5 separate regions of the Mus musculus genome follow, and regions 2, 3, 4 and 5 are each linked to region 1. Evidence: chromatin loops called from intact Hi-C (ENCODE). Cell type or tissue: gastrocnemius. All regions are shown on one strand.

Evidence for each region. A loop is a pair of places that touch in the nucleus more often than their neighbours do. Peaks named below come from ENCODE experiments on the same cell type or tissue, not always from the same donor. Only the 100,000 strongest peaks of a DNase experiment are listed, where the experiment ranks them.
Region 2: it touches region 1 in a loop (5-fold over the local background); 19 of 42 quality-filtered maps call a loop at or near these places.
Region 3: it touches region 1 in a loop (9-fold over the local background); 36 of 42 quality-filtered maps call a loop at or near these places.
Region 4: a loop joins it to region 1, with 7 times the contacts of the local background. A loop is called at or near these places in 36 of 42 quality-filtered maps.
Region 5: it touches region 1 in a loop (3-fold over the local background); 6 of 42 quality-filtered maps call a loop at or near these places.

Annotation. Positions count from the first base shown.
Region 1 is chr8:127,137,228-127,142,227 of GRCm38, reverse strand. All of the region lies in intron 1 of Pard3 (par-3 family cell polarity regulator), which reads right to left. Among named protein-coding and RNA genes, the nearest start is that of Pard3, 76 kb to the right of the region's middle. In gastrocnemius, a CTCF peak has its summit at 2,891 (motif pointing right); a DNase peak (open chromatin) is centred at 2,877.
Region 2 is chr8:127,061,999-127,066,998 of GRCm38, reverse strand. It overlaps Pard3 (par-3 family cell polarity regulator), which reads right to left and starts at 2,943. Exons shown (of 25, transcript NM_001309391.1): 1 at 2,526-2,943. The coding sequence starts at 2,645. In gastrocnemius, CTCF peaks have their summits at 2,978 and 3,375; DNase peaks (open chromatin) are centred at 2,250, 2,531, 2,959 and 3,647; H3K4me3 peaks cover 2,926 bases; H3K27ac peaks cover 2,680 bases.
Region 3 is chr8:126,984,603-126,989,602 of GRCm38, reverse strand. No RefSeq gene overlaps it. Among named protein-coding and RNA genes, the nearest start is that of Gm29688, 7.7 kb to the right of the region's middle. In gastrocnemius, a CTCF peak has its summit at 1,047; DNase peaks (open chromatin) are centred at 782, 1,455 and 2,933.
Region 4 is chr8:126,991,721-126,996,720 of GRCm38, reverse strand. No RefSeq gene overlaps it. Among named protein-coding and RNA genes, the nearest start is that of Gm29688, 15 kb to the right of the region's middle. In gastrocnemius, no CTCF peak of the experiment used is centred here; a DNase peak (open chromatin) is centred at 1,951.
Region 5 is chr8:126,471,883-126,476,882 of GRCm38, reverse strand. It overlaps Tarbp1 (TAR RNA binding protein 1), which reads left to right and starts at 1,818. Exons shown (of 30, transcript NM_001159907.1): 1 at 1,818-2,628. The coding sequence starts at 1,818. It also overlaps the pseudogene Gm6091. In gastrocnemius, no CTCF peak of the experiment used is centred here; DNase peaks (open chromatin) are centred at 1,801 and 2,196; H3K4me3 peaks cover 2,365 bases; H3K27ac peaks cover 2,554 bases.

The DNA.
Region 1 (5,000 bases):
TGTAAGGAGACTATATGACACAAGTTCCGAAGAAGAGAGGGAGGAAGGGATGAGAAAAACGAAAAGAGAAGAAAGAAGGAATGTGAAATACTCTAAAGCAAGTTACAATCCCACTGACATCATGAAAATGGTTCAGAATTATCTAGCAAGGCTAAACCCATTGCAATTTCAAGAAAAGCTTATCTTTAAGAACCACCCCTCCCAAAAGTCACATGTTATGATGAAACAGAACACTATTCAGGTAAGGAGAAGACCTTGAGTACAAACGCGCAATGCTTCACATCAGAAAGGAAATCAAGTCTGAGGCAGTAGTCTGGTGGTAATATCCTGGCTGCACAAGCATGAGGGCCTACCACAAGTGCTGCAGAGTGTATCTATGACCCAGCACTGAAGCTCAACCAGCCAGCTCTGGGTTCAGCAAGAGAAGATCATGTCTCAAAGAGTGGAAATAGACAAGAAACACACATAAGGAGGGAGAGGGAGATTTTGTTGGCTTGGTAATAAAGGCTAGGTATCTTGAAAATGATTCATCTATTCTAAATCAACACCCCCACCCCACCCCTCAAAAAAAAACCAACATAGAGCAGCATGACCTCATGGCAAAAATTAAATTAACTTGGCTCTAGTTTTAGGCAGTATGACATGATTTACAAAGACCTGTGGCCACAGAAGAAACTAAGTCAAGAGTTGAGATCTGCCGGGCAGTGGTAGTGCATGCCTTTAATCCCAGCACTTGGGAGGCAGAGGCAGGCAGATCTCTGAGTTCCAGGCCAACCTGGTCTACAGAATGAGTTCCAGGACAGCCAGGACTACACAAAGAAACCCTGTCTCAAAAAGAGTTGAGGACTGCAGACTTATTCTAGAGGGAGGAAAAGAACCATAATCACAAATATTGCTGCTTCTTTAGTTATGTCCCATTCTTCCCTGGGAGAACTGTGGAAAGAGAGGAGCAAGAAGTGAACCACGTGAAGCGAAGGCAGAAGGAAGCTGGCTCCACATAAATACAGAGTCCTGGCAGGTGACTGACTCTCTTGCCCCAGCCACACAGTACCAGGTGCAGGTCTAAGGTAAACACTCTGAGCTGGGTGGGAAAAGGAGCCAGGGAGGCAGCTCAGGGCACTTCCCAGAGGTGCCTGAGGTCTGCCACCCAGGAGTTCACATTTCACATCTTATGAAGCAGCCAGGAGATCATTGTTCACAGACAGAAGTGCTAAGCAAACTTGTCTGGAAGGCACTGGTGCCAAGCTGATTTCACCAGTTATGATTAACTAGCAAGTGGAGCCACTAGTATAGGGAAAAATCAGACATATGGTAGGTGATACAATCAGTATGACCCTGTATGACAGAGATCAGACAATTGTCCAATATCTGCAATCAAGCATATGTGTGTATAATATTATTATAAATATACATTAACTCAACATATTATAAATATACATTAAAACTCAACAGAAGAGTGAGCATCGCGCCCTTCTGCATTGCAGTTTTCCCAGTCTGTTACCAACACAGAAAAGAAATCACAATTTTGTAGTGCTCTACAAGGGATCCCTGTGAACTACCGGCACAGAGAAATGAAATAAATTTGCCACAATCAAGACGAAATTACTGTGTTAAACCTGACCAAAAAGTTACATAAAGGCCTAGGAGTTATAAAGACAACACATGTGATACAATGTGATACATCCTCACAGAAGTCTCACCTAGAGCACAAAAAGTACCTCAAGAAGGACAGCTGGACACGGGCACAGTGACACACACTCATAGTCTTAGCACACAGGAGACTGAGACAGATCTGCTGTAGGTCTGAGGCTGGCGTGGCTGCAGAGAGAGTGTCAGAGTAATCAGGACTACATAACAAGACCCTTATCTCAAAAAACCAAATGGATAAAAAGAAGAACATTGGGCCCAGAATCTGATGTCTAAGCCAGGACTTGTCACTCATTAGGAATCATGGCAGCCAAAGATTAATACTTCAAAGTGTCTGATATTGTTACTGGGTAAAGTGCTTCACACACACGCACACACACACACACACACACACACACACACACAGGAGGACCTAACTTAGACAAATCCTAGGAAAACAGAGAGAGCATGGTGACACATGGTGGGCAATGCCTACAAACCCATTGCTAGGAAACAAACAGGAGCAGCTTCAGAACTAACTGGCTAAAAATCAGCAATTCCCTGGCTAAATAAGATACGCTGTCTCAAAAGACAGGGATTATTGGCACCAGAGGAACAGCTCATGTACATGTGTGCACACCCAGACACAAACACATACAGAGAGAGAGAGAGACAGAGACAGACAGAGACAGACAGACAGACAGACAGCGCCTGGTATAACAATACATGCTTAAAAACTTCATATCATTCTTGCTACCTTGTACCTTATAGGCACATAACCCCTCTGGTTTTTGTTATGAGCTCTCCAGATTTTCCAGGCAGTGCCTGTCTTAACTTCACAAGCATCTTTCAGTTTGGTTTGCTTGTGATTTCAAATTATGTCCTAAAAAAAAATCAAAATGTTATTAGATATTAATCAGAACACAGTAATTAATCTCAGCTTCCTTTCATCAGAAAATGTTTAGATTTCCATTTTCACAGCTAGTTCCCATGTAGAGAAAAATGAAAATCCAACCACTTCGTAAATCTTGTATCATCCTGATACGCTGTGCTTTAAAATAAACTGGAGTATTGATTAGAGAGAGACAGACAAGCCTGGGGCTGCAGGTTTGGTTACCACCTTAAGCAGCTACTTCCTTTCTAGGTGACGCAGGAGAAAGCCTGGGGCTGTGCTCAGGCTGCAGCAACCCCTTGGCTAAGTTCCTGCTCCAACTTTACTTTGGAGACAGTTCTCTCACTAGTGTCCAAACCCAAGCCACCAGCAGATGGTGCTCTCTGAGCATAAGCAGATGAGTCCCACTCTGCAGAAAAAAGAAAGCCAAAAGGTCATGACTGCATTCAAAGACTTTAACCTGAAGTGTGAATGACTGAAGTATTCAGGAGAAAATAATTAAGCAATGTTAAGCTTTTATAAACCTAGTAATACTATTTAAGTTTTCCTAGGTAAATATTTTAAGGTTAAAAAAAATTAATGCATTGTAGTGGGAAATTACATCATGAGCTATGGTTTTTCTCTCTGCAATCACCATGTTTGGGGGGGGGGGGGTGGCTCAGACAATACCTCCATGTGTAAAGTGTTTGCAATGCAAGCGTAAGGACCTGAGTTCGGATCCCTCGAGCCTACATAAGCACTGGGCATATGTAAACAGGCACTAGAAGGCAGAAACAGGAAATCATAGTGGGGGGGGGGGGGTGCGGGGAATGGGTATCTGGACACCGGCTGAGATGACCAGGCTCAGTGAGAAACCCTGACTCAGAATCCGAAGGCTGGTAAGAGGGTGCAGGGTGACAGGAAAGAGCTGACTCCTGCTGCCAACTCCTCTGGTTGCCATACACTCATGTTGAGCATACATGTGTTCAAGCACACAACTAGCAGTGACCAAGGTAAAGTGGACAGCGATAAAGGTCAACCTTACACACACACATACACAACTTTCCAACTCATGTTAACTTTAAGCAGCTTGCCCATCCCCCATTCTCCTGTCTGTTTCCTTCCACTCCTCTGACACCTCACCTTACTGAAGAAGTCTGTTTTCTTTGCAGTACTGAAGTGGAGCCCAGACTCCAGGAGCCAGACAAGAATTGCTACCACTCAGCTCCATCCTGATTTTGTTGACTGTTGCTTCTTTTAAATGCTCATTCATTTCTAAATTTGTCAGGAAAAAAAGAATTCTAAGTCTTCCAATGGCTTTCTAAACTTCCCAGTAAAGTATTAAATTATATGTAATTGGGTATCCTGTCCCTGATCCCCATCAAATATTCAAACAATCTGATCATCACTACAGTAAACAGAGTGCACACACCCAAAAAGAAACAAAACAAAACACAGAAACGTTAACAAAATGTTTACTAATCAACTGGGTCCGTTTTCATAAAGCAGGAATCTGAATCTTAGGCACACCACATGAATTTGCACATTTATTATGTGTAATTTCAAGACAAAAGATAGAAAGGAGTACTGTTAATGGTCTGCTTCCCACGAGCAATCCCACACACGCTGCTGGGAGAGTTCTGTGTCACCTTGACACAAGCTAGAGTCATCTCAGAGGACAAGCCTCAGTGGAGAAGATGCCTCTGTAAGGCTATAGCTAAACCTGCAGGATGCTTTCTTAATTAATGATTGATAGGGGAGCCTTTGTGGGTGGGGTCACCCCTGGGCTGTTGGTCCTGGGTTCTAAAAGAAAGCAGGCTGAACAAGCCATGAGGAGCAAGCCAGTAAGTAGAGCTCCTGCATGGCCTCTCTATCAGCTCTTGCTTGCAGGTTCCTGCTCTGTTTGAGTTCCTGTCCTGATTTCCTTCGGGGATCAACAGTTGACACTGAAACATAAACCATACAAACCCCTTGCTCCCCAAGTTGCTTTCTTAGCTGAGGAATCCCCAGAACTATCAGCTTAACCAGTAGTAACCAGTTAGTTAACCAGTAGTTACCTGCTAGGCCAACACAGACGCACTAAGGGAAGTATCCAGATGGGGGTCAACGGAATGACAGATCTCCCATGAGTAAGAAACAAAGTTACTGTGCGAACAAGCAGTGTCTCCACAGCTCCTGAAACAGCATTTACCTGACTCCTGATATGACTAATTCTGATGTCTTGGGTCAACGCGTGGGGGGTTGGGTGGGGAGCTCACACTCCCACATAACAGGGAAAGGCAGTATTTAAGAATCAATTTCTGAAGATAGGAATAAGTTTGAGTCCTTCCAGCTCTAAAGTTCTCTGTGGATAATCAATGTGTGGCTCACGATTTCTGCCTAAAATATGTTTCAGCCATCCACAGAAGGCATGCCATTTCCTAAAGCTCTCAGCTGTGGCTATTTTTTGACCCAAGTTAGAGCAAGCATAGGTAATGACATTGAAAACTCAGGCTTGCGACTC
Region 2 (5,000 bases), 75 kb after region 1:
GCTCTTAGTGACTGAGTCAGCCCTCGTTTTTTTGGTTTGGGGTTTTGGCTTATTTGTGGTTTGTTTGTGTGTTGTTTGTTTGTTTGTTCGTCAGGTTCTCACTATGTAGCTTTGTGTGACCTGGAGCTCACTCTGCAGATGAGGTTGGCCTTGAACTCACAGAGATTCACTTGCCTCTACCTCCAAGTTCAGGGAGTAAAGCTATGTGTTATGAGCCCAGCCCTTTGAACACTTATGAGTCAAAAGTCTTGTGATCCAATAGTTAAACTCCAACTATTGCAAAATCTATCTTTTTCAGAGAGAGGTTTATGTAGCCCTGGCTGGCCTTGAACTCCAGGTTCTGTAATATTTCATCTCAAATATTTCTTTTGAAAGCACAGAAAAACTGAGAAAGACACCCAGCAATGACCTCTGGCCTCTGAACAGAACACACACACATAGAAAAACATTCACTACACACACACACACACACACACACACACACACCATCTCCTAAACTGAGTTTTTTGGAACTAGTAAATCATTTCTGACTGTCTTGTCTACTAGTCCAATGTCACAGTCTCTCTTCCATCCCTCATTTCTCCCACCTGGTCTTCTCACAGCTAGAAGTCACTCAGACCTCCTACTCTTTCTGGGACCCTTTCATCACCCCTCCCCCTTGACTTTGGACAGCCACTGCTGATAGTGAAGAATAGTCCACACCTATCAGCAAGGGCCCTCAACTCTATCCTTCCAACATCCCAGGGACAACATTTCCCCACAGAAACACCACGGCTGTCCCCACCTGAGGGATCACAAGAATCTTGTCTCAGACTCTCACAACCTATTAAGAACAAAGAATCCTACATATCCCTTAGATGCCCAACACCCACAACACAATAAATACTTAATATGACTTGAAATAGTAAATGTTTCATTCCTATGGAAAAATTAATAATTCAGCCAGTCAAACAGTTACCTGTGTATTTCCCAACAGGCAACTTGACCATTGCCCAGGGTGTGCAAGATGAAAGAAACATGGCTAGCTTTACAAACAAAATCGGCAAAGCAAGAGGTCAACATGGTCATGCTCTCTGCTCTGGAAGTAGGCACACTTCTATATTCTACATATGTTACTGCCATTTTTCTTTTCTTTCACAACTAATGATGTTTGTCTGCAGAGTACAAAGACAACCTGGTTTTCCCTTACAATAGTAAATCACCAACTGTCAGTCAGAAATGATGCTTAAAACACTTAAGTGTGAAGTTACAGAGGATTTCCCCTCTTGTCAGCTTTACAAGATAAACAGGTGCCCAATTTCCACTAATGTTGTTTGATTTTTCAATGAGTTCGACCAACTGGAAGAACACTTACAGCTGTTGAACTCAGCATCTCCTATCCCTGTACCAGATTGCCAACCATCCCCCAAAGTCTCCTTAAAGGGGCAATCTTGTGTTATATTTTCCAACACAGACTAAAAACAAAACAAAACAAAACAACGGTGTAACCATTTTGCCCTTTCTTAATTTCAGCGAAAAATGGAGGGTGACCCACGAGCATTCAGCGACATATGCAGACAAAGCCACCTTCTCCTCTCGCTTGTTCTGAAGTCACAGAAGGCAGGCCACTGAACAGACAACAGACGGGGAAATACCAAAGGGAACACATTCCACTCTCATACAAAGGAAATATCCTCAGGTGCTAGAACGAAACTTCAGCGTGGGCTGTTGTCAAACACAGAGGGTAAAACAACCTACAAAACGCCCTTCCACTTCTGACCTATTATGGAGGAATGCGGTTTAATGGAGACAATGTTCTCCATGAGGAAAACAGAGAAATAGAGGCTACTTCGACCCCAGGCCCAGTGAAGCCCGGGCTCCTCACTGGAGCACATCCAGCTAGGTAGGGGTAGAGAGCCAGAGGGAGTTCTGACTCCAGGAGCGAGTCTAGGCTTAGGTGTTTTAAGGAGCCGAGCACCGGAGCCACTCCATCGCCCCCACCTTAGCCCATGAGCCTGGCCGACCCAAACACGGCTGCACGCGCGACTCGGAGATCCCGCAAGAACACAGAAGGTCCACGGCCCGGCTGCGGCTCCCGCGTGTACCAGATCGCTCAACTCTTCCCACACTCCCCAAAGTTCCGTGGGCAACCCTCCGGGACAGGCCTGCTCCGGGAGAGGCCTGGAGCTGGATTGCCAGGGCCCGCGGACGGTCGGGCAAAGGCGCCCCGCCAGGCAACGCCGCGCCTCCCGCGTGCCGCACTCTGCCTCGCCCCGTGCGGGCTCTGGGCACCCGGCCGTCCACTCCTAAGCCCGGAGGACCCAGACAGTGTCCAGGGACCGTGAGGGTGGCGATCGCGGCCCAGCCGGAGCGCGCCGAGAACTTTACGGCCGCGGGTCCGGGCCGGGGGCGCCGGCGAGGCCGTCGGCTGCGGCACTTTCCCTTTCCCCGCCTCCCGGTCTCCCTCCTCCGTCTCCAGGAAGCGCCATATTGATCCCCGCGCCTTTCCCCCGTCCGCTCCCCGCCGCGCGCCCCAGGCCACTCACCTTGGCCACGGCCTTCCGGTAGCGGGTCACCGCCTGCTGGATGAGGCTGAAAACTTTCATGCGGCCATCTCCGCACGGCACGACCACCCGGGTCCTCCCGAAGCACACGGTCACTTTCATGCCGCCGTCCCTCGCTGTCCGTGGCCGGAGCGGCGCTGGGCCGGGAGACTGTACGCAGGGCGCGGTGGGGCCGCTGCGCCGGCGCGCCGGCGGCTAGAGGCGCGAGCAGGCGGCCGCACAGAGCTGCCCGGCTACCATGTCCAGCCCGGCCGCCTTCGCCTGGCCTTGCCTGTCCCCGCCCGGGCGCCTGCAGCCTCCGGCCACCTGTTCGGCGTCTCGGCGTCTTGGCGCGCTCGGCGGCGGCCCGGGGCCGTGTGGCGCTCGCGCTCAGTCGGGACTCCGAGGAGGGGACGGCGAGGCAGGGAGGAGGAGCAGCGACGGGCTGGGCGCACAGCACCGCGCGCAGGCGGCAGGAGGAGGCGCAGGGCGGGGCGCCCCGAGGCCTCCGCCGCTGCCCGGCCGCTCGGTTCACCGCACGGCGAAGCGCGTCGCAGCCCGCGGCGCTGTGCTCGGGCCAGCGCGGGGCAGGGCGCGTCCTCCTCCAGCCCACTTGCCGTAGGCTGCAGTGGGAGGCCCACTCCGGGACGCCCCACCCACGCCCCCAGAGGGCTCCAGCGAGGTCCTCTTCCTTTCTTTGTGACTTTTAATCCCCTTCCTGGGAGAAAGCAGTTTAAGCTCGGAGACGCCTTTAGAGCCCGAGAGCCACCGAGTCGCGCTGGCGAAGATAGGAAGCTCCAGGTCAGGCAAAGCAGGGTTTCTATCCTAAGTGCCTGGCTCCGGTGCAAGGCCGGGCGGCGCTGTTCTGTAGCAGAGATTAATTGGCTGCTCCCGAGAGAGGTTGAAGACGCGTGGACGCCCTGGTACTTCCTCTTGAGGCCACTATTTACCTTAAAGTTTCTTGGTGACCCACTTGTTTAAATAAGCAGGACTTAACACCGCAGTTCAAATACATCTGTTTCTTGAAAATTCCTCAATCTAAGCAACCTAAAACCCTCTGAAAAAAAACACAGTACGAACGCTCGGAGGGAAGGCTGTTCTAGATAGGCTATTCCCTCGCTGCTAAGGCTGCCTCAAAACTCAGGCACTGACACACCCCCAACTCCACAGGGAGTGGGTGATAAGCAAACTCTAAGGTGTTTAATAACAAAGTGGACCAAGTCTAGAGAAGTGACTGAAGCTGCTTTCTGACTTACTTAGAAAATGTGATCCTTAAATAAATGTTGTCTTCAAAGAATGGCAAACTTCAAGAGAGTCGCTGTTGACCTGAGTTTGTCCCACACAATACAGTAAGTTCAGTTTGACAGTTAATTTGCATGATATTTTAAGCCTATTAAAACTCCTGTGGTCCCCAGAATTTGAGCATCTACAGCTGGTGCTGAGGGCTCTCCATCCATCCCTCCTTTCTTTTAAAAATAATAAGCAAAACAAAGAAATCCCTTGGCTTTTTAGACTCCTGCACAGTCTCCTTGGCCATGCGGCTCTAGGTCAGAGGAAACATCACATTTTCTCCCTTCTGACTGCTCTCAGTCCATCCGATGATCACTGGTCCCAGCAAATGTATCGTCCTTTCAGGGGTCCGTCAAGAATTCACCCTCCCAAAGTCCACAAGAGAACTCTTGCGTGCACATAGCCATGGGAAAGACTCTTATTATCTCTACATGGCTATATCTATCATTCAACTTGTCTACCAGTGCCTGTGCTGGTCGCACTATGTCGGTGAGTCCTGCTGAGGTTTTCTTGTTTGGGATCTTAGCAATACTTGTGTCCATGGGCCACCAAGATGGCTCAGCCTGCCAGGTGCCGACCACCAAGACTACCTGAATTCTAACCCCAGATCCTACATGGTGAGAAAAGAGAACAGCCCCCAACAATTTTCCACTGACCTTCACACACACACATACACACAGAGAGAAAGAGAGAGAGAGAGAGCCATTAAATAAAATATAAATAAAAACAACACTTGCACCCACAATAATTATGGGTAATTAAAGGTAGTGTTTCTGTTTTTGACACATGGGAGGAGTATAAAGTTGCTAGTGGACTTTGTCCAAAAAAACAAAAAGGCACTGATTTAGGTTAAGTTCTAGGTTTGAACAATAGTACTTTCAACTATGATGTTAACTCTCTCCCCAGCCTTGTCTTTGCCAGCTGAGGAAAGAAATTGGTGAGATGCATCTCATAAATTGTAAGGATCAAACAAAATTGTATATGAAAAATCTTAATGCTATATTATATATGCTATGTTATATGACATGTATGACATATTATATATATATGTATATATATATGTGTGTGTATATATAATATGTGTATATATATATATACACTAGTATGTGAGAGCCTGTAACATAGCAGAGTCTAGTGGCCATGGTATATAGTATGCTAACAAAGCCTGGGCAGGACATCAAATGATTG
Region 3 (5,000 bases), 150 kb after region 1:
TTCTAAGCATCCAGCTCAATACTTTTAGGAGCTACACCCTCTGCTGGTTGGAAAAAAAAAATCTGATCTTACTGAGTTTACAAGTGTAACCTGCTGGGCTGGAGAGATAGCTCAGCAGTTAAGAGCACTGATTGTTCTTCCAGAGGTCCTGAGTTCAATTCCCAGCAACCACATGGTGGCTCACAACCACCTTTAATGGGATCTGATGCCTTCTTCTGGTGTGTCTGAAGACAGTGATAGTATACTCATATATATAAAATAAATAATAGTGATAGTGTACTCATTTATATAAAATAAATAAATAAATCGTTAAAAAAAAAAGTGTAACCTGCAAAAAATCTTGGCAAAGCCACTATGGAGGAGAACAAACTTCATCCAAGCATTGGCTACACACACATATCTCCAATCTGGGAAAGTGATTTTTGTGCCACACCTTATTTACAGCCAGCAGCTGGACAAGAGCAACATCCTAGGAGGATAGGCCGAGGGATCAAGCTGAGTGTGGGTAGCCCAGGCCTGGCTGACTGGCTGGTGTTGCGAGACACAGCTGAGCAGACTTCACAGCTGTCTAGGAAGACCTAGGCTTCCTGCGGTTCTGGGTCCTCTTTCTCTCAGCATGCTGTCTGCCCCATTCCTCAGCATGCTTTATCCGGGTTCGCAGAGTGAGTAGTCCACAGGTACAGGAACGTCAACCCTGGACACCCTGGTAAGGAGCAGTAGAGGGACCCCCAGTGGTACTGCTGTTCCCTTCCTCTGCTGGGTCCCAGCTGTGATCTCTCATGGAGCGGCCACAGCTCAGACTAGTTGGCACTTCTGGCTGCCTGCCCGCTCCTCTTGCCCTGTCAGTCAGCATCATGGAAATCTCTTTTAGTAGATTTTCCTGAGCAAAAACCTTTTGCAGAGACAAACGGAGTGCTTGGCGGGGGAAGAATGAATACAGGAGACAGGGGTAAATTAATATTTAATAACCTTTGTCTATTAACAAAATAACATTTTAAGAAACCTGACAGATAAAGACACTGTGATAAATATGGCTCTAACGCCGCTCGCTATCAGTGGTGCCCCGTACAGGCTCAACTCGGAACTGCTGTCTACAGACCCGTGATTTTGATAGAGATGATTTCAGTATAGACGGTATGAAGCAGAGTTGGAGGTCGCTGAGAAACTCGCTGGGAGCATGGCTGAGGGTCTCAAAGAGACTCAGCACCTTAGCATTAGCCACATAGGCCACTTTTGTAATTCTCAACTTATATCTTTAAGGCTTGACTAAAATTTTCTCGAAAAGGAGCGTGTCGTTGACGAGTCCGGCGACTTCTCGGGCTGCTGGAGACAGGCCACCGCAGGCTTACCTGGTTCGGTCGCCTGCGAAGCCAGTACCACTACGAGACCAAAGCATCGTGGAGCCTCTGCTGCTGCCCCTATTCTTGTTGCTTGCCCTGTGCTGGGAGGAGAGCGGCCACAGCGCTGTGCCCGCGGACTGCAAGCCTGTTGGCTATGCCTGGGTTGACAGTGCCAAGGGCTGAGTGGTGTACAGCAAGCAGCCTAGAGCTCTCTCTCGGAGGTCCTGCCCCTGACACTCTGCCCAACTGCACGATCACCCTGACTCTGAACAACGAGATAATCAAGATGAAGTATGTTCATTTTCTGGACTAAGTCTCTTTGAAAGACTTTCGTGGTCAGTGCTGCTGCCAAAGGCAAGACCGAATTCTGAGATCCGCGCTGATGCCTCAGGCTATGTTGATGTCGATGGTCTGTACCTCAGACTCTTGTTGTTCATGATCCAGCCTGCTATCAGAAACCATGTTGAAGTTTGTGATTCCAGCTGCTGCCGGCTGCTATAACACTGTAAGTACACTGTAGCTATCTTCAGTAACCCCAGAAGAGGGCATCAGATCTCATTACAGTTAGTTGTGAACCACCATGTGATTGCTGGGACTTGAACTCAGGTCCTTTGGAAGAGCAGTCAGTGCTCTTAATCACTGAGCCATATCGCCAGCCCTACTTATTTTTTATGTTTATGAATACACTGTGGCTGTGAGCCTTCATGTGGTTATGGGGAATTGAATTTAGGACCTCTGCTCACTCCGGTCAACCCCGCTCGCTCAGTCCCTGCTCACTTATTTATTACTATATTAAATATAATATAATTATATATTATTATTATTATAAATAAGTACACTGTAGCTGTCTTCAGAGCACCAGAAAAGGGCATCAGACTCCATTGAGATGGTTGTGAGCCACCATGTGGTTGCTGGAATTTGAACTCAGGACCTTTGGAAGAGCAGTCAGTGCTCTTACCCAACTGAGCTATCTTGCCAGCCTGTTAACTTAAAACAACTTCTCCACATGAAAATCAAATGGTCTAGAGCGCACTTCATGTCAGAGCCATGCCTAGGAAGGACAGAGTCCTGTGTATGGGTATGCTTTAAATACGGGACCACATGGCACTAGTGTATACACACACACAGAGAATTAAAATAAAATTGAAAATACATAGTCGTTTGTTCAATATTCATTAAAATATGTTTTTGCTTTTAAAAATTGTTAATTCATATATACTAATTATTGGTCAATCAACTTGCAACTTTTTCTTAATGTTAATAGTAGCTTTTTCACTGTTTTGATGGTCTCGTGTTTTGCAGAAGTGTTATCATACTGTCTGCAGATAAAAATGATATACCTTTTCTATTCTTATGCTATTTATTCAGGGAGAATTAGCTAAAACCTTTAATATAACACTGATAGAATAGGGCCACATGCCAACTTCTAATTCACAAATAGTCACCGGGGTTAAAATGATCACCTTCCTCCATCCTGACCACAGTTCTGTGCTGTGTAGATAAAGATGGTCCCACTCAACAGGTGGAGAAAAACCGGTAGTGTTTCTGCGACCTCTCCTGGCGAAAAGTCTTTGTGCATTTGTCGCCAGGGAATGAAAATGTGCCTAGTAGGCGTGGCACGCCACCTTGTGGAAGGAAGAATACAGTGCCGCTCACCTGCGTCTCCTGCCTTAATTACCTTGGTCATTTCAAAGCTGTCAGCCAGGGTGGAAAAGTATCCGGGAAACAGGAACCCAGCGTTCATGGGAGAACTTTCTAGCGTCTTCTGTCTGTCTTCGTTAGGGTTACTATTGCCGCGACAAAACATCACGACCAAAAGTAAGTTGGAGAATAAAGGGTTTGTTGGGCTTATTCTTCATTGTCGCTGTTCATCATCAAATTCAGGACAGGAACTTAAAACAGAACAGGGACCTGGAAGCGGGAACTGATGCAGAGGCCGTGAGTATTACTGCTTATTGGCTTGCTCCTCATGGCTTGTTCAGCCTGGTTTCTTATAGAACCCAGGACCACCAGTACAGAGATAGTACCACCCACAATGGGCGGGGCCCTTCCCTATCAATAAATAACTAATTGAGAAAATGTCCTAAGGTCCTCGCCGCCTGGTCTTCTGGAAGTATTTTCTCAATTGAAGTTTCCTTCTTACAGATGACTCTAGTTGTGTTGAGATGACATAAAGCTAGCACCACATAGTGCAATGGAACATTGGCCTTCAAATGCCCAGCTAAAAGTTCTCTCTCTAGCTGTGTCATGGTGGAATGAACTCAATATCCGATCCCATATGTGTTATGATCATCTAGTAGGAACTTCCTTGTTTGTGGGGGTGGTTGGGGGCACTAAGAAGAAACGCTTGGCCTGGCACAGTGGTGTGTTCATCTTTAGTCTCTGCATTCCAGGAGGAGAAGGGGGGGGGGGGGGCGCAGAAAGATCTTGGGAATTGAAGGCAGGGCCCTGGTTTGCATAAAGAGTTTCAGGTCAGCCATAGTAAGGCCCTGTCTTCAAAACAGAAACACAAACAGAAACAAACTCCCCCTGTTCCAGAGTGTCCTTTTCAGTAAGGGACACCACAGATGGACTTGTTGTTTCCGATGCAGACATCACAACGGGCACTGGGTACCAATTGTAAGGTCAAACTTCATCACACCAAGAGAACGTTCATGGGAAATTTAGAAACCTAACAACAGGGTACTGTAGACAGACCCAGAGAATATCCCCAGAAGTTAGTTTTATCCCACTATAACTGGAAGCATTAATATAGAAATGTAAAGCCCACAAAACTAATAGCTTTAGATGCAACATTTTGAAAGCCACATTAATATAATTTATAACAATGTAACTAGAAATGAACAAGTTAATAAATTGTCACATTCTGCCTAGAGACATAACTATATACACATACCACATATCTCTCTGTATAAAGACACTAAAATGTTCCCATTGCTGAAGGCACTGCTCCATCTATTATAAGTATAAGGGATTACTACATCACAGATCTGTCAGGGTGCAAACAGACACCAGCCTACTGAAGCCTTTCACTAAAATCAAGGCTATATACCACCACAGAAAGCAGAACTGACTTCAGTCTGGTTGGCCTCATGGTTATCTATACAAGAAATCACTCAATTCCTCTGCACCATGCATGCCTAGATGGTGCCATGTTCCCACCTTGATGATAATGGACTGAACCTCTGAAGCTGTAAACCAGCCCCAATTAAATGTTGTCCTTATAAGAGTTGCCTTGGTCATGGTGTCTGTTCACAACAGTGAAACCCTAACTAAGGGACCTTCTTTACATGTGGCACAGAGCTCAGTATAGTTCTGTGAGATATAGATAGAAAGATAGATAGATGAAAGAAAGAGAGAAGGAGATAGATAGATAGATAGATAGATAGATAGATAGATAGATAGAGATATGTGTGTATGTGTGTTGTTGTTTTTGTTTTTCATCTGAGGATCCAGGGGAACCTAGGTGAGGGTTGGGAAGCAAAAATTACATGCGACATTGGAACATGGAATTTGGGGGAACCTGAATCTGTGTTCCCAGGCCAGTGTCCTTCAAAATGGCTCCAGAGTAAGCCATCTCTTGTTTCCTTTGAGATAACAGTTGTGGTCATTTGCCTTGAAATTTTTTCTGCCCTAGGTGGCGCTCAGGAATTACCCTCT
Region 4 (5,000 bases), 150 kb after region 1:
CGACAAGAACAAAGAGATTCAGTGACTCGTAAGTCTCTTAGCTAGGTCTCAAGATGAGAGTTCAGGGTAAATAGAGGGTAACAGGTGTGTTCAGCTAAGGAGTCCCAGCCATGGTGTTATCTCATTCATCACCCACTGACCCATCATTTATGGCTCCAGTCTCTCTTACAAAGCAGTCTGACAAGTTGTGAGAACTGTGTGAGACCATTCAAGAGACACAGTCCCCTCAGTCTGGCACCAGGCTCTAGCCTTTTCCTTCAGCTAGCAGGCAATTCCTGAGGAAATTCCAATTCACCAGGGTTCACTGGCTCCGTGGTCAACAGAGAATATGTCTTCACAGTTTCTTCATTTCTACAAACTTAGTTAGAACAATGTTAGAAGTGCTGAGACAGTGGTCTTGGGTGTTTCCTGGGATCAAAGGGACATGCAGAAAGAGTAATAGAAGGGCTGGAGAGATGAGCACTGGCTTCTCTTCCAGAGGTCCTGAGTTCAATTCCCAGCAACCACGTGTTGGCTCACAACCATCTGTAATGGGATCTGATGCCCTCTTCTGGTGTGTTTGAAGAGAGTGACAGTGTACTCACATATATAAAAGTAAGTAATAGGATAGAATAAGAATAAGAATAAGAAGAAGAAGAAGAAGAAGAGGAGGAGGAGGAGGAGGAGGAGGAGGAGGAGGAGGAGGAGGAGGAGAAAAAAAGAATAATAGAAAATGAATGCTCTCTGAGTGAGATAGGCTTAGCAGGTGTGGGAGCAGCTACATCAAGTGAGAGACCCTGAGGTCTATAAGCGCATCTCTCTTTAAGAGGATCATTTTTCCTGCCATTCTCCTATTACATATCCAGGTATATCATGTTGCCTTTAACTCTCTGGCTCCCAGCTGTTCTCTGCAGGTCACTGCACTGGATTTTTTTCCTTATCACAGGAGGTCTTTGACCTTCTCTGGGCAAGTGAATCTCCTGCTGTCTTCATCTAAGGCGCCATCAACCACTGGCCAGGCTGTTTCTAAAGAGAGTCAGAGGATGTCCCTATATTTTTATTTCTGCCTCAGTGGGTCTTCAGACTGGGGAGGCTCCCACAATCTGTATCAGAAAGGAACTCACCAGCTGCAGACCACGCTCTCTGTACCAAAGGATGCTGACACGGATGCTCATTACATCCTGCTGGTGTCTTGGCAGCAGACTACAAATCTACCTTTTTATTTCCTCCTCATTTAGCATCACGCATTTTTGCCTTATAAAATTACAAGATGTCATTAAAAGTATCAGAACGGGTGACAGAAGGGACAGGGTGAATTATTCATATGGCCCAATACATACATCCCTCCCCCCAGAGTAATCCTGTAACTTGGGTGCTCAAAACATATTTCATGTTCTCACCCCTTTGCTATTTCCGGTGCTTGAGCTAGGCCTCTCCATTTCTTTGTGGCCAGTTTTCATGCCCCCCATCCTGTGCTCCTAGACAAATCATCCATGAGCTGTCACGTGTGAGCATTTCTGGATCTAGCCAATAAGAGAATCAAAAGACAGGGAAAAACAGTGTGACATTTACCAAGGGGAAAATACCAAACACGGCAAACAGGATTAGATGGTGAAAAGAGGGTTTAACTGGGGCTAAGAACACACACACACACAAAGCAGGCACAAAAACAGAAAGACCCTCTGCAAAAGGGAGGACGGCTCAGGAGCCCCAAGATCCTATCTCTTCTCCGGGGCTGTATCTTTGTTGGTGGTGGTTTGTTGTTGTTGTTGTTTTGAAGTCTTTCAAAGATCTTCTCTTAAATGGGGGCAAGTGAGTTTGAACAAAGGAGGGCTGATTGGCCTTCAGCGTGGTGTAAAACAACTCCTGATTCTGCTGTGGACACCTCTGGTTGGTCCATGAGCAGGTGGGCCCCACTGGTGGGAGAAAAGCCTGCCAGACCTTTGTTTTAAGCTGCCAGACACCAGTCTCAGTGGGGAAAAGGCAGCCATCTTGGAAGCTTGCCATCTTTATTACCTAGTCATGACCCCTCTCTCTGTCTGCCTGCCTACAGGGAATCTCTAACTCTGCTTCCCTCTCCACTCCCCATCTGGAGAGCAGCCACAGTCACTGGGACTAATGCTTTTAGCTTAGAGACTGGAGTACCCTTGGTGACTTGTGCCTCCTCAGGACTTGAGTATAGTTTTGTTAGCAATAGGACTGTCTTAGTTAGGTTCACTGATGCTGTGATGAAACACCATGACCAAAAGCTACTTGGGGAGAAAGGGTTTATTTCACTTACAGTTCCATATAACAGTTCTTCATCAAAAGGAATGGGGGCAGGAACTCAAGCAGGGCAGGAACCTGGAGGCAGGAGCTGATACAGAGACCATGGAGAGATGCTGCTTACTGGTTTATATTGCTCCACATGGCTTACTTTCTTGTAGAACCCAGAACCAGTAGCCCAGGGGTGACCCCACCCACAATGGGCTGGACCCTCCCACATATATCATTAGTTAAGGAAATTCCCCACAGGTTTGCCTACAGCCTGATCTTATAGAGGCATTTTCTCAATTGAGGCTCCCTCCTCTCTGATGGTGTCAAATTGACACAAAACCAGACAGCACAAGGACAGTGCTCAGTGAGCAATGTCCTAAGGTTAGGCCTAGCATAGAGTGCAGAAATTGAAGTCATGCACCTTGCTTCTCTCCTGACCCTCATTGCTCCTCTTTATTTATTTATTTTAAAGATTTATTTATTATTATATCTAAGTACACTGTAGCTGTCTTCAGATGCACCAGAAGAGGGCATCAGATCTCATTACAGATGGTTGTGAGCCACCATGTGGTTGTTGGGATTTGAACTCAGGACCTTCGGAAGAGCAGTTGGGGCTCTTAACCACTGAGCCATCTCTCCAGCCCCTCATTGCTTCTCTTTAAAAGACATTAACAGTCATGTGATGGATAACAACATATGTCCTGCCAGGCAGGGTTGAAGAGTGGAAACGTCAAGGCAGAGAGAGCAGGGAAGGAAGCAAACATAATGCCTAGAGCTGTGGTCCCTGCTGTCACTGAACTCACCAGGACACTGAATTTCCCACTGTTCCACACAACAAACCTCAGTCTCTGTATCCATCTTCCTTCTGTTATTGTACATGTGTCTGTCTTTTCCAAAGAATTTTTTTTTCCTGGAAGTATCTCAGGTTTTTTTTTATTTCTTCTCACAATTTCTGAAAATATTATATTATAATAGCCTGTTAGAAAATAAAATATCTAGGAATAAAGGTAAGCAAGCAGGAACTTTATGGTAGGAAGAGAACTTTATGGTAGGAAGAGATGAGAAGACACTAGAAAGTGAAAAGACAACTGTTGTGTTCATAAAAAGATAAAGAGGGGGGATATGTTCTATGGAGGTATAGTGAGGTATGGGAAAAGGGGGTGCCTCTGCTGGCTGAGGCATCCCTTCCTCCTGAGGGACCAGCCACACGATGGTATAGTATAGAATAGAGTTTATTCAGGACATGGGGAGGGGAGTCAACAGGGTAATAGAGGCAGGAGTCAACAGGGAAAGAGGCAGGGAAAGGCAGAGAGAGAAAGGGAGAGGGAGAAGAAGTAGAGGAGTAGAGGCTGGCCATAATCATGTGGAGAGAGGTGGGGAGGGAATGGGGAGAGAAGGGGGAAGCGAAGCAGGGAGAGAGCAAGAGAAGAGCAAGAGAGGAGGAGGGGGTAAGCAGCCCCTTTTATAGTGGGTCAGGCCTACCTGGCTGTTACCAGGTAACTGTGGGGTGGAGCTTAGACAGAATGCTAACAACAACCCAAGCCCATGAGTTGGTAGAACTAATATTATGAAGTTGACCAGTCCACCAAAAGCTATTTGCAACTCCAATGCAACCGCAATCAAAATCCCCATCACTGGCTAGTTTTGTGTCAACTTGACACAGCTGGAGTTATCACAGAGAAAGGCGCTTCAGTTGAGGAAATGCCTCCATGAGATCCAACTGTAAGGCATTTTCTCAATTAGTGATCGAGGGGGAAAGGCCACTTGTGGGTGGGACCATCTCTGGGCTGGTAGTCTTGGGTTCTATAAGAGAGCAGGACGAGCAAGCCAGGGGGAGCAAGCCAGTAAAGAACCTCCCTCCATGGCCTCTGCATCAGCTCCTGCTTCCTGACCTGTTTGAGTTCCAGTCCTGACTTCCTTTGGTGATGAACAGCAATGTGGAAGTGTAAGCCGAATAAACCCTTTCCTCCCCAACTTGCTTCTTGGTCATGATGTTTGTGCAGGAATAGAAATCCTGACTAAGACACACACACACACAAGAAGCCCCAACAATCTCCATGCAAATGAGCTATCCTCATAAACCTCAGCCAATTAAATTTAACACTAAGAAGAACCCCTTCCCCCTCTCCAAAGTTCATATATATAGTTCCCATAATTCACCGGGAACAAAGTTTGTGCGCACACGCTGTTTTGAATACTTTCTAAGAAAGCTTTATCAGTAAATGTCCTCTAAAAGAGCTGCAACACTGAAATCTTCGGAGGAGAGCTCCCCTGGGCATTCACTGGTGGACCGGGATCCTGCAGACCGGTCTTTTCCTGCCCAGTGTGCATCGGGCCTGGACATCCCAAGGGAAGAAGCAGAAAATAGCGCCACACTCAGCTATGCTCATTCCCGATCGAGTCACTGGTTGGTTTCGGACCCCAGGACAAGGGACTGAGAGATTCATAGTTTACATATCAAAACAGACCTGACCCCCAGGTTCTCTCAGCATCCCTTGGTCCCTATCTGGCACACCCTGCCCCCAACCTTGAACTTTAGCTGCCCTTCCCCCAGAGGCTCTTCCCTATATAATCCAGATACCTCGGGGTCTGTTGGTCTGTCGCTCTCACTCTTCTCCTCCCCGTCCCTGCCCCCTCTCCCCATGGCTACTTCCCTGGCCTCCTTCCTTGGGGACAGTGAACCTGCCCAAGAGTGGCTTCCCAATAAACCTGCCTTTAATATACTCTAACCTGACTGGAATTGGCTCATTTCACTGGTGGAGAAG
Region 5 (5,000 bases), 670 kb after region 1:
AAATGTTCCAGGCTGCGTGCAGTGCGGCGAAATATCCCCACCCACGGACTCTCGGTGCTAAAGTTTGCACAGCTGCCATGAGCTACATCAATCTACCCACCGTGCTGCCCAGCTCCCCCAGCAAGACCCGGGGGCAGATTCAGGTGATTTTCGGGCCCATGTTCTCAGGGAAAAGCACGGAGCTGATGAGAAGAGTCCGGCGCTTCCAGATCGCCCAGTACAAGTGCCTGGTCATCAAGTATGCCAAAGACACGCGCTATAGCAACAGCTTCTCCACACATGATCGGAACACCATTGACGCATTGCCAGCCTGCATGCTCCGCGATGTGACCCAGGAGTCCTTGAGTGTGGCCGTCATTGGCATCGATGAGGGGCAGTTTTTTCCTGACATTGTGGATTTCTGTGAAATGATGGCCAACGAGGGCAAGACAGTAATTGTGGCAGCACTGGATGGGACCTTCCAGAGGAAGGCTTTCGGCAGCATCTTGAACCTGGTGCCCCTGGCGGAGAGTGTGGTGAAGCTCACCGCTGTGTGCATGGAGTGCTTCCGAGAAGCTGCCTACACGAAGAGGCTGGGTCTGGAGAAAGAGGTGGAGGTGATTGGCGGAGCCGACAAGTATCACTCCGTGTGCCGCCTGTGCTACTTTAAGAAGTCTTCAGCCCAGGCTGCTGGGTCAGACAACAAAGAGAACTGTCTGGTGCTGGGGCAGCCGGGAGAGGCCTTGGCTGTCAAGAAGCTCTTTGCCTCTCAGCAAGTCCTACAATACAACTCTGCCAACTGAGGGGACCTGGGGCCTGCCAGCTCCTACCCAGGTTGGACTCTCAGAGAGCAGGGGGAGCGCGGGCCTATCATTCCTAATGGACACTGTGCCTTGAACGGGCTCATCCATCGTCCACTCGCTGAAGCCGTTTTCAGTTCCCTTCTTGATTGCCAAGATGCCTCAATGCAGGCTGGAGCCCAGACCCTGCCTGGTGGCTAGGGGTCCCGCGTTCAGCCAAAGGTGAGGACAGAGCTGTCCACCATTGTGACACTGGTGGGGCTAGTTTCTTCCTTGTTGGTGGCTGGGTTTCAGTCTCAGAGCCCCACCCTCACCAAGGCTCCAGGCCTCTCACAGCTCCCCCATTTATGCCTAAACATTCTCTCCTCAGAACCCCAGCTCTTAGTGAGCCACTTTTCTTGTGCAAAGTGAACAATATTAAAGTTTACTACTAATGAAAAAAAAAAAAGAGTCAGGCTCTCTCACTGGACCTGGAACTGATCTCAGCCATACTGGCTCATCAGCGACTCGGGGGAGTCGGGGAGGGGGGGGGCGGCGGGGAGATGTGTCTCCACCACGCAGGATGGTAGTTACCTCTCCATGGGATCCTAACTCAGATGTTCATGCTTTCATAACATGCCCTTTTCCTACTGACCAATCTTCTCAGCTCTCATAACTTATTTTCAAAACATAAATCCAGATTTCATTTGTGATCCATTGTTTTAGAGACTTTGTGGTAACTCTTAACATGCACCCTTTTAAAAAGCAGCCATCTGGGGGGATTGCAGGATATCTATGTGAATTTAGGGCCAGCTAGAAAATTTAGGCCCTAGGCCTATTTCCAATCGGGAACTTCGGAACTGGTGTAATACTATGTCTGCAGCAACTCTTTTTACTAAAAACTGTGAGTGGCAGGAGGCATCACACTCCCAACAAAGTTGAAGGAACCTTATGCGGTCCTATGCCGGGCAGGGTATGTGTGGGTGGGAACCTCTCGCCGCGCACGCGCACTCGCGCTTAGGGTGGCCGGCGCACGCGCACAGGTCTACTCCCCGCGAAATGGAGCGGGTGTTGGCGGACGCGCTTCTAACGCAGAGTCGGGAGCCCGGCGAGTTGCTGGGCGCGCTGTGCGGCGGGGAGGCGAGTGCGGAGCGGGCGGAGACCCTGCGCCTGGTGCTGCAGCGGCTGGAGGAGCGCGGCGCGGGCGCCGGCGCGCTGGCCAAGGCGGCACACGAGGTGGCCAGGGACCACCTGGTGCCCTTACTGCACGCGTCCCAGGGCGGAGGGCCTGCGAGGCCCCGCGTGCTCCGAGCGGCGAGTGCGGCGCTGCGCTCGTGCGCGCGCCTGGCAGGACCGGAGCTGGCAGTCACTCTGGCCGAAGAAGCGCTGCGCGAGCTGCCGAGCGCGCCAGCCGTGGAGCTGCTGGCCGCCGTGGCGCCGTGTTTACGCGCGCCGGAGGATGCCCCGCTGCTGCGTCGCCTGGGGCGCGCGTCTGTGGAGCTGGCGCTGGCCGGGGACGCGCCGCCGGCCGTGGGAGCGCGCCTGCTGCCCGCGCTGGCACAGAGCGCAGAACCGGCTCTGCGTGCGGCGTGGGACGCGCTGAGCTCCGCGGGACCGGGAGCTGAGGGCAGCACTGGGCCAGAACTGCTGGTGCTGAGCGCACTGGCCGAGAAGCTGCTGACCAACCATGAGCGCCACGGGGATCTCGACGCCCGTCTCTGCGGCCGCTTCTGGAGAACCGTCCAGGCGGGGCTGGGCCGCGCGCAGGACGGGCTCACGCGAAAGCGCGCGCGCTACCTGCTGCAGAGGGCTGTACAGGTGTCTGCAGAGCTGGCGGTGGACTGCTCCTGCAGCCCCCAGGACACAAAAGGTACCCACTTGTCTCTCTAAAAAACAAAATTGTGTGTGTGTGTGTGTGTGTGTGTGTGTGTGCGCGCGCGCGCGCGTGCCTGTGTAAGTTTATGTGCATCACGTGCGTATGCTTGGGAGGGCATCAAATCCCCTTGAGCTGGAGTTAAAGGCAATTGTGAACTACCTGATGTGTGTGTTGGGAGTCAAACTCCAGTCCTCTAGAAGAACATCAAGTGCTCTTAACCCCTGAACCATCTCTCCAGACTGGCACCTACTTATCTCTTTGCCCCAGCCACACTCTGCTACCTCAAACCAGCCTTCAAGGGGCGTCCACCTCATCCTGAGCGGATTTGACACTTGCATGTGGTACCCTACACCGGCCTCCTCCTGCACTTTGGGAAAAGTGGACCCAGTGAAGGTTAAGATATCGCACACGCGGTAGCATGCTCTGTGTAAAACCAAGCCTGCTCCACGCCTTTACATCCTGATAGAAAAAAAGTTGACATCCGTATCAAACTGAAAGAAGGGTGCTGTGTAACCCAAGTTAATGTTTGAAACTCGAGGTACGGAATCAAATATTAATCCCTTGACATTCCCTTTAGGAATATTAGGAGCAGGGTTAGTTAGTGCTTTCTAAACATAACCCTTAAGTCATCGTGTGTGCTTGCGCCCAGGCCTAAAGTCAACAGGTGTTGTCCTTGATTATTCTCCATTTTATTTTTGGGCCAGGGTCTCTCTCGCTTGCTCTCTCTGAATCTGGAACTCAGGATTCAGACGCTTTCTTTCTGAAGTTTGGAATTGTGTTTCCTCATGGTCTCTGCACATTTGTGGTTTTGTGGGTGATCCATCTTTCCTGTCTCTGCAGGAATGCTCTCTTGGGGCCTCCTGCATTCAAAGCAGAGCTGGGACTGTAAACAGCTTGGTTTTGTCTTTAGGGCTTGAGTGATAGTTTGCTCAGGTCCAACTTCTATGGGGGAGACATTTCCATCCACATTTTAAAGGCTTCCATCCATCCATCTAGAAGCTGGAGATGCTACTCTTGTTGTTTTGAAGTTGAGATAATTCTGGATCCTGCTCAAGGGCAGTCTGTGACTTCTCTATAGGGTACCAGGGGTTTAGGGCCCTGGCATCCTGGAACCTCCTTTTTATCCATGTGCACCTACACAGTCTGGAAGTCAATGAGCTTTGATTTGGGGAAGTTTTCTTGAGTAATCAGGTGGTTATTTCTTCCCTTGCTTCCTTTTTCCTTCTCTCTTCTTGACTTGGAACCTCTGGGACTTACCATTTGTCTGTTTGTCTTAGTTATTTTTTCTGTTGCTGGAATAGAGACTATGGCCAAAAGAAACTTGTTGAGGAAAGGATTTATTTCAGAACACTTCTCTCAGGTCACACTCCATCACTGAGAGAAGTTAGCAGGAACCTGGAGACAGGAACTGATGCAGAGATGATAGAGGGGTGCTGCTTATTGGCTTGCTCAGCCTACTTTCTTAGACAATCTAGGACCACCTGCCCAGGTTTGGCACCACCCACAGAGAGCTGGACCATCCATCATCAATCATGAGTCAGAGATTTCCCCCAGAGGCTTGCCTACAGGCCAGTCAGATAGAGGCCGTTCTCAGTTGAGGCTTCCTCTTCCTGGGTGACTCTGGCTAGTATCGAGTCGACAAAGCCCAGCCAGCATTGAAACTTCTTCAATAGATTTTCTAGAATTTTGATGTTTCCTTCACTCACTGGTTAATTTCTTTGGTTTCCAGTCTTTTCTCTGCGTTTCTTGTTTCTATGACCAGATTTTAGTTTTAGATTTTAGTTTTCAGACTGTTTTGGGATAACCCCTTTCATTTTACATAGCATCCTGTTCTGATGTGTGTGAGCAGACCCCTCCATGGCTCAGCCCAGCTTATAACCTCCAGTCATAAGCAGAGACTTGCTGCCTAGGATTTCAGGTTGTTTATTTTTTCCTTTTAGGGGGGTGTTTCAAGGTAAATCAAATTATTTCTTGGCTTTCCCTGTCAACTAAACTTTCTTTTTCCCCCAGAGTCAGCTTAAAATTTCAAATTTTAAGTTTTATTCCTTTGTTTGTTCCTACATTATTTTTGTTTTTGTTGTTTCAGTTTTGTTGGGATTAGCCTCTGTGAAGTCCTTTACTGTAGAGTCTTGGGGAAGAAAGTAGAGTTTGGGCATCCACAACAGTAATCTTAAGGAAACAAAGCACGGTTAGATAGGCATGGTGGTACGTGCTTGTCATCCCAGGGGAGGCAGGACGTTCTGGAGTTCAAAGCCATCCTTGACTATATAGTAATTTCTAGGCTATCCTGGGAGATTTTTGTCTTTAAAAACTCTCAGCCCAAATAAACAGAAACAAAATTTTAAACTCAGAGTAGCCAAAAAAGC